Regions from separate parts of the Homo sapiens genome. Here region 1 is linked to region 2. Evidence: chromatin loops called from intact Hi-C (ENCODE). Cell type or tissue: heart right ventricle. All regions are shown on one strand. Links, peaks and the distances in the headings refer to the core of each region. The heading gives the core; the rest is flanking DNA.

Evidence for each region. Hi-C counts contacts between places; a loop is a spot of excess contacts. Peaks named below come from ENCODE experiments on the same cell type or tissue, not always from the same donor. Only the 100,000 strongest peaks of a DNase experiment are listed, where the experiment ranks them.
Region 1: a loop joins it to region 2, with 10 times the contacts of the local background. A loop is called at or near these places in 3 of 110 quality-filtered maps.

What each region holds. Positions count from the first base shown.
Region 1 is chr10:29,405,243-29,409,641 of GRCh38, reverse strand. LOC105376474 (a long non-coding RNA gene) reads left to right here and starts at 189. Exons shown (of 3, transcript XR_930787.3): 1 at 189-1,397; 2 at 2,197-2,240; 3 at 3,385-3,751. It overlaps SVIL-AS1 (SVIL antisense RNA 1), which reads right to left and starts at 108. Exons shown (of 3, transcript NR_110927.1): 1 at 1-108. In heart right ventricle, for the core only: no CTCF peak of the experiment used is centred there; no DNase peak of the experiment used is centred there; H3K4me3 peaks cover 689 bases; H3K27ac peaks cover 661 bases.
Region 2 is chr10:29,494,043-29,498,441 of GRCh38, reverse strand. SVIL (supervillin) reads left to right here. Exons shown (of 38, transcript NM_021738.3): 19 at 3,261-3,350; 20 at 3,442-3,528. Among named protein-coding and RNA genes, the nearest start is that of MIR604, 49 kb to the left of the region's middle. RefSeq lists an enhancer at 1,583-2,084. In heart right ventricle, for the core only: CTCF peaks have their summits at 1,655 and 1,865 (motif pointing right); a DNase peak (open chromatin) is centred at 1,877.

The DNA of each region.
Region 1 (4,399 bases), core at 149-4,148, 89 kb after region 2:
AGGGTGCAACACGTCCTCGTCCATCCTAACCCCGCTGCACTCCGAGCCCAGCTGGCCGCCCGGGTGCGCCTCTCAGCTATTCAGCAGCGGGAGCTGCCGCGCATGTGCGCGCTCCAAGGCCGCGCACTCCCAGAATTCCCCCGCGTCTTTCCGGAGGGCGAGTTCCTTATGTGTCTTTGCTGACACGGTGGGCTCTGAATCCGCCCCGACCTCAACCCAGCTCTCTTTCTGTCTTGTCAGTGGGAGAGGACTGAGTCAGGAGAATATCAAGCTGTTTTATTTCAGCAAATGCTCATAACAGCTGTATTGCTGTGCGAAAAGCGCTGTGCTTTAATCCTGTTACCTTAAATTTAGGTCGAACTCTACCTTGTCACACTGCTCAGCCTTCTGAGCCTTTCTCCATCTCAGACAGAGACACGAAGGCTTCTTAGAACAACTGCTTCTTATTGTTATGAAGGTTAAATGAGTTACTTTGGGAAGGCAGATTGTTAACCACAGTGCTCTATAAAAGGTGTGATCAGGTATTAACTTGCTGGCTTCCCCTCTGTTAGAGTGGGGAGCACCCTTTACATGTTAATTCATCTTGAAAGGGAGGTGTAGACTTCAGGTAGGTCAGGTGCATATAAACTTCTTGTGGTGCAACCTCAGACCAACTCTTCCTCCTCGTAAGAACTGCTGCACTCCAACTGCAGGAGGTGTATGTCTACACCTTGCCTCTTGCATTAAGTTGTAAATATTAGTGAAGGTACCAAACCTCATTCATTAAACTTAGCACAGTGCCTGGTACATGGCAGGCACTCAATGAACACCCGTAATCTTGTCTTATCTCCTTATACCTGCAGTTAATGTCATATACAATAGATATTTGATTAAAGAATACATACACATAAAGCTTAGCTGGGTGCTGTGGCTCATGCCTGTAATCCCAGCACTTTTGGAGGCCTAAGCAGGTGGATTATTTGAGCTCAGAAGTTCGAGACCAGCCTGGCTAACATGTGAAACCCCGTCTCTATTAAAAATACAAAAATTAGCTGGGTGTGGTGGCGCACACCTGTAATCCTAGCTACTCAAGAGGTGGAGGCAGGAGAATTGCTGGAATCTTAAGAGGTGGAAGTTGCAGTGAGCAGAGATTGTACCACTGCACTCCAGCCTGGGCGACAGAGTGAGAGATACCGTGTCTCAAAAACAAAAAATAAAACGTAGAATAAGTTAGGAAATTATTTGTTAAATATCTGGAAAAGCTCTTTTACCAGATATCCAAATGGCTTCTTTGCCTACTTCAGATCTTTGCTCAAATGTTGCCTTCTTAAGGAGGCCTTCCCTGCACATCCTACTGAAAATATGCAGATTCCTCCAGCATCTCCGAGGAATCCAAAAGCCTGGCATACTGGCAAAAGGTAAGAATTTCTTACCAGACTTCTGGCCTCTCTCTTTCTCTGTGCAAATTAGTTGAATGAATAGTAAAAATCACTGTTTATCTCCTCTGTAAAGTTTTAGTTAATGAGATGAAGGATTCGTGAGGCTAATCTTAAGCTGTAGAGAATCTAGTGTGCTTTGTGTGTCTTTCTGTGTTCTATAATGGATAAGGGTAACTTAGGATAGAACACAGGCTTAGGATACCTGTAAGCCTGCTTTTTAAGATGGCCCAGCAAGCTGGTCAGTTACAAACTTTGCTGCAGGTCTCTAAAAAAAAACTGGATGAGTTTTCCCTCTTGTCTTGTATGTCCTTGGGAGCTTGATCTTGTAACCATGCTGCCATGCTTTTTCTTTTCACAATGCAGCCCAGGTTCAGGGTACAATTCCTGGCTTGGAAAATGAGTCCTTTTATCTTCTGTCTGTCTATGTATTTAAATGTATTATGTGAGTTATGTTTACATATGAAAGAGCTTTAATTAGTCAATATTTTCACACATAGAATTATGTTCACAAAGTTAATTTTTACAAACCTTCCATAACTTGTTTAAACCTTTAGCTTTATTTTATTTAATTTTAAACAATCCTTTAACCCTCTAAACTAGGCAAAAATTTACATTCCCATGCCTTCTTATAAACTCTTTCCAAAAACACATTTCCTTCTCCTCACACACCTTGCATGTAAGCCTATTTTTTAAGTAGTCTCAATTACATGTTATAATGGTAATTCTTAGCGACTGTCACTTTTGGTGCATAAATTTTCTTTTATAAATCTTTTCACAGCATACACAGACCATCTACAACATGTTTGGACTTTCTGACTTGTCGTAAGCATCCCTATTTTTAAACAACCAGTTATTTTACTTTAGGACAAGAATTTACCATAAAAGATCCTTTCTTATATAAAATCTCTTTTCTTTATAACCTCCTTTGAATAGCTAGGGGGCATGGCTAATTCCATATATCCCCAGGCCTTATTTAGAATTTAATGTCTCTAAAAGAAATTGAACAATTTTTTTTTTTTTTGAGACGGAGTCTCGCTCTGTCGCCCGGACTGGAGTGCAGTGGCGGGATCTTGGCTCACTGCAAGCTCCACCTCTCGGGTAAATTGAACAATTTTTAAAAGTCAAAGAAGCAGTTTATGACCTTAAAGCATTTAGCAAACTTAATATCTGACCTGCATAGTTTAGACCAAATGTTTGTATTTTTAAAGATATTTTTATTTTACCAATAATCTTCAAAACTGTCTTTATTTCCAAGAGATTACTTAAGTCACATGAACTAAAAGGCATTACACTTTTTACTTTCTAATAAAATATTTGATTTAAGCACTTATTATTTTTAAACTAATTATAATATGTCTAAGTATATGTTGTCAATCATAATTATGGTTATTAAGTTATTGTACACCACAGAAATAACCAAATTTCCCTGTATAAATGTGCTAACATAAGTAGAACAAAAAAATTAATTAAATACTAAGAAAATACTTTGCCAAATTTTCATGTTAAACCAGGCGATACGGAAATTGTTTACATGTACAATTTGAACTCCATGGTCCAAGTCAAATTATCTGTAATAACCCATTAGTTGTTGGTGCTATGCACCTAAATTGGAGAAACAACTGGTATTCAAGAGGACATAAAGTCCCATGTTAAGCATAGACTCATGGAGAACCAGGACAGCCACTTGGCCCTTCCTGAGTCCTTAAATGTGTTGTTATTAAAGGTTCTGCATTCCATGACTCATCATGGAACAGATAAAACAATCCAAATTGAATATATTGATGTGATGACTTATAAATTGTGAAAATAGTTTAAAACCAGTGTTTGGTTCCATATTCCTGGGAAGACAATCAAACCTTTACGTACATTTGGCTACCTGATGGGTCATTTAAACATAAAGAGATTTCATTCGATTGTTAGTTTCAATGCATGTCTTATGTTATAACAGTTAATTATCATCCCACAGTATATTTTCACCAGGTAAAGAAAGCTTTTTATGGTTCGCTGGGGACAATCAACCCCTTCACAATCTAGAACCTGAAGATTGGATATTCTCAGAACATCAGAGAAAGACTGTCCTTGCCATTCACACTGCAACAAAACTTTGGAAACTTGAACCTTGGGTTCATAAACTCACAACTGAGAAAGGTCCCTCCACACCCTTGGAACTGTACACCCATTAGAACCCTCAAGGTAAAACTAAACAGGAAAGTTTCTCCAGAAAAGAAGATGACATCCTTGATGTAAACAGGTTTTCCCAAGATCACAGATCAAGACTTCTACTATCATGAGATTCTTTTTTTATTTTTATGTTTTGAGACAGAGTTTCACTCTTGTTGCCCAGGCTGGAGTGCAATGGTGCCATCTGGGCTCACTGCAACCTCCACCTCCTCGGTCCAAGCAATTCTCCTGCCTCAGCCTCCCGAGTAGCTGGGATTACAGGCATGTACCACCACACCTGGCTAATTTTGTATTTTTAGTAGAGATAGGGTTTTGCCATGTTGGTCAGGCTGGTCTCAAACTCCCGACCTCAGGTGATCCGCCCACCTCAGCCTCCCAAAGTGCTGGGATTACAGGCATCAGCCACCGTGCCTGGCCTATCATGAGACTCTTATATCTTTGAATATTTTTTCCTTGTTTATGCCTCTATGAACAATAGAAATAAAAAGGGGGTCTATTATGTGCACTTATAGGGTGCACTTTTATTTGTGAAGGATTTTTTTAGCCAGCTTTCTACATAAATAACCTTATATGGTGATAGATAAAAGATAAAGTTCCAATGTAGGTGAGAAACTTTAATGGTACATTCATTGCCTCATAATTAGTCAAAAGTCCTCTTAATTCTCATCATGGGTTAAAGAGAACATTGCCAGAAGACCTTCACTCTTACAGAAGGACATCATTTGTTAGGTTCTTCTTCCATGGTTTAGAATAAAAGAGGCAATAATTAGAAATGTATCCCTTATGATAGGCTGTATAGT
Region 2 (4,399 bases), core at 119-4,118:
TCCCATAATTACATTTATTTATTTAGACGGAGTTTCACTCTTGTTGCCCAGGCTGGAGTGCAATGGTGTGATCTCGGCTCACTGCATCCTCCACCTCCCGGGTTCAAGCAATTCTCTCGCCTCAGCCCCCCAAGTAGCTGGGATTACAGGCCGCCACCACCATGCCTGGCTAATTTTTCATCTTTTTAATACAGACGGAGTTTCACCATGTGGGCCAGGTGGTCTCAAACTGCTGACCTCAGGTGATCCACCCGCTTCGACCTCCCAAAGTGCTGGGATTACAGGCGTGAACCACTGTGCCCAGCCCCCATAATTACTTTTTTCTTTTTTTTTTTTTTTTTTTTTTTTTTTTTGGTGGAGGGGACAGAATCTCGCTCTGTCTCCCAGGCTGGAGTGCAGTGGCACAATCTCAGGTCACTGCAACCTCTGCCTCCCAGGTTCAAGCAATTTTCCTGCCTCAGACTCCCGAGTAGCTGGGATCACAGGCGCGCGCCACCATGCCCAGCTAATTTTTGTATTTTTAGTAGAGACGGGGTTTTGCCATGTTTGCCAGGCTGGTCTCGAACTCCTGACCTCAGGTGATTCACCTGCCTTGGACTCCCAAAGTGCTGGGATTACAGGCATGAGCCACCCCGCCAGCCCATAATTACTTTTAAATTGTTTCCATTTCCTTCTGACCTGGCAACCATGTACCCTAAGTCAGCCTTTCACAATAAAGAAGTTTATCCCCTCTTCCTTTTAGGTTAATTCCTAGGTCCTTCTCCATCAAACCTGATTTCTCTGACTGACCAAAGCCAAATCCGGATATGCTTTAATAGATGTCTAAAATATGTCCTCAGTTCCTAGGCAGTGGGATGTCCCTGCTGCAATCTTCTGCTGCTGAGCTCTTGGAACTGATTTGATGCCTATATTCAAAAATTTATGAAACTGACTTACATATCACTTGGTTAGTAAAGTTACTGGAGAGCTTTGAGGCTTCATAAGAGTGTTTGGGGCTTTATTTCATATCCTGCAGGAAATGATTAAAATTTGGGTTCCCTTTGTCACCTATATGCACATACCATCACTTTCTAAGCTATTATTTAAAAGCAGATTTCCCATCATAGTGGTATACGTTTTCACATTCACTTGTTCTTAACATCTTGTCATCAAATATAGAGGCTTAGCTTTTCTTTTTCTCAGAACCTTTAATCCACACTTTTATGAAGAGTACCTAACTCATTATAGGTATATAATGAATGTTTGTAGAAGGAAGGGAAGGAGCGAGACGTGGGAAATCCCTGAATGGTGATTAACTCAAATCTTAGTGGGGAATCCTTTCTAACAAATCTATTCTTACCTTATCTTGGAATGGTGAAAATATAATTTACTCTCACAGAATGAGGTACCATTTGCCAATTTTCTGCATCAGATCACAGAACTGGATACTCATGTTTAAACTCCTTTAACGTGAGCCCCAACCCTTCTTTAACAGAAGCACGTCGTTAGGTGCAGGGTGACTAAGTAGAACTGGAACTGAGAACTTGAACCAGACCTCAGGTTTTCCAGCTTCTAGCCCAGGCTTTTATCTTGATGACTTTCCGCTTTGGTTTCTTTTCTTTCTTCCACCTTAAAAACCCTAATTTATTTGTAAGTGGGTTCTTACTACCAAATGCCACTGCCCTTGTCCACATTGACATCTGTGAAAATGTTCCCGAAGAGAGTAGGTGACTGGTTGTTGTACCTAGAATTCATTGAAAAGAGCTATGGGGGAGATCTTTGTTTTGTTTTAACATTTTGTAATTTGCATCTCCCTGCCATGAGCCATTCATTCCCTAAGGATCCTTAGCTAGGTGGGGAGCACGTTTGCATAGTGCCACTGCCTGAACCGCCAGCAGGGGGAGCCATGGCAGCGGGGTTTGCCCGGCACCGGCCAGGACACGGATGGATTTCTCCGGTTGCTTTGGAAACCAGCCTTCAGAGTCAGTCCTGTTCATTAGCTGCGGAGTTAACGGCCTCTGTGCTAATGAACTCCTCTGATGTCTCTTCTCTTAAGCATCCTTCTAGTGAGTAAAGATTTCCCTCCCCACCCTGTGATACCAGATTTTATTTATCATCTTTCAAGAAAGTTTACTTTCTCATGGATGGAAACCCTTTGCAGTTCTGGCAATTGAAACAAATTTTAAAACTTTTATTGACACCATCAATCAAATATATGTATATAATGAGACGTACTTGTAGAATATTACTAAAACTTGAGTTTTAAACCATTTAATGGTTTTTTTTATTAAATTTTTTAATGCTATAATACTTCTCCCATTCACAGGAGGAAGGGGCAGAATCATTTATTCCCTTGGTTTTCCTTGTGATAGTGATTTGCATAACCTCTCGATGTTGTTCGTCCAGGGATGCATTGTCATCTAAGTGGCAATGTCATCTAAGGATTTCACATTTATTACAAATGAGTACAGAGAACATTCACATCTCATTTTGTTTTTTTGTAAATGCACTAATCAGTTTTCTTTCCAATGCCTTCCACTTAGATTAGGGAAGCGATACTCATCCTTCTGTTTACTAAGTTTTCTTCTTCCAGCTGGATACTTTCTCCATGCAGGAATTCCTCCCTTTCCCTTTCATGTGTCTCTCACCACTTGCCCTTTTAAAGATTCCCCACTCTGCTTCTCGGTAAATATACTAGGAAAAGCATTTCCTGTTTCTGCCCACACGGGAGATGGACAGGACTTCCAACACGCACAGTCGGTCCAGACCTGCCCTGGTCTGTAATTTCTTCTGAAAGGTTGGCCCTCCTTGGGTTACTGTCTGTGTCATGTCCCCAGGGCCACTGTCCCTCCCTCCCCTCAGCCTGGAGGAGAGCTCCACTGCGGGGGGCCACTTGCTGGCAAGTGTGACACAGCTCATTCTGCAGATGGCACCAATGCACTCTCAGCTGCCCCTGCCATCTCCGAAGGGCCTCAGAACTCACAGCTGCATTTGCCCAAGTTAACGTGTCATGGACATGTTTTCCCACGTCTCCACCGTTCATTTTGGAATATCGGCTTGTCAGCCACTACAGTCCTTGGAAATAATAAAATCCAGTCTACGTTTGCAGTTGGTTGTCCCACAGTCGTGGTACGTGTGAAATGTGTGTGTGTGTGCCTGCATGTGTGTAAATTCTTATATGTTGTGCCGTCTACCCTGGGATTTCTGGAGATCCACCAGGGTCCCGGAGATTTCCAGAAGTGACCCTGAGATGCTCAGTAGCTCGTCTGTGTGTTCCACAGGTTTGGCGTCACCTACTGCCATAACCCCAGTAGCCTCACCCATTTGCGGTAAAACAAGAGGCACCACACCCGTTTCCAAACCCCTGGAAGGTAAGTCGCCAAGGCCCCGGCCACGCCAAGCAGTTTCTGATCAGAAGAGGCCTTAGTGATGCTGTCTCACTGACGGTTTCTGCTTGCCTAGATATCGAAGCCAGACCAGATATGCAGTTAGAATCGGACCTGAAGTTGGACAGGCTGGAAACCTTTCTAAGAAGGCTGAATAACAAAGGTACCTACTGGAAGCCAGAAGGCTTTGCTCTCAGAATCTCTAAATCCTAATTCTGATTGCTTTTCTTCCTCAGCCAAAAAAAAGAAGTTTTGGTCAAGACTGATTAGAGAAACAAGCCCTGATTCACTTGATAACGTACTAAATTGGGGACTCCCAATAATACATTTTTTTCTTGAATCTAAGCCCTTGGGATGCCATCCAATTGGAATTGTGAACTGAGTGATTTTGCTTATAACTCTGAAAGCAGATTATTATGTGTCGGCAAAATCAACGTGACCTTGGGCCTGGTGAACTTTAAATTGTATGTTATCAATTTCCAATAAGGTAAAAGCTAATATTATTTCATATAATCACAAATGATTTCTAAAAGAAAATTATGGCAAATGAATATTGAAGTAAATGTTTCAATATAAAAGTCAATGCGGTATACCAAATAAAAGAGCAATATGCAAAAACAGCCTTTTATCTCTTGATTAAAATGCCCAATCCTGGAAACTTATCAAATACTAGGCGCTGGGAGTCCCTACTATTGACAGTGACCACTAAAAGGTTGAAAATAATACAACCACCACTGAACAGAAATATAAAAGTGTAATATAATAACTGAACTGGCTAGGCAGGGAATGCCAGTCAGCAACGCATTTATTACACACATGGAGCAGTGATCTAGCCCGTGGGTCAGCAAACGATGGCCATTGCCAAATCCAGCTGCCCACTTGCTTTTTTTTTTTCTTGTTTGTTTTTTAGAGACAGGGTCTTGCTCTGTCACCCAGGCTAAAGTGCAGTGGTGCCATCATAGCTCACTGTAGCCTTGAACTGGACTCAAGCAATCCTCCCACCTCAGCCTCCCAAGTAGGCGGGACTATGGGCG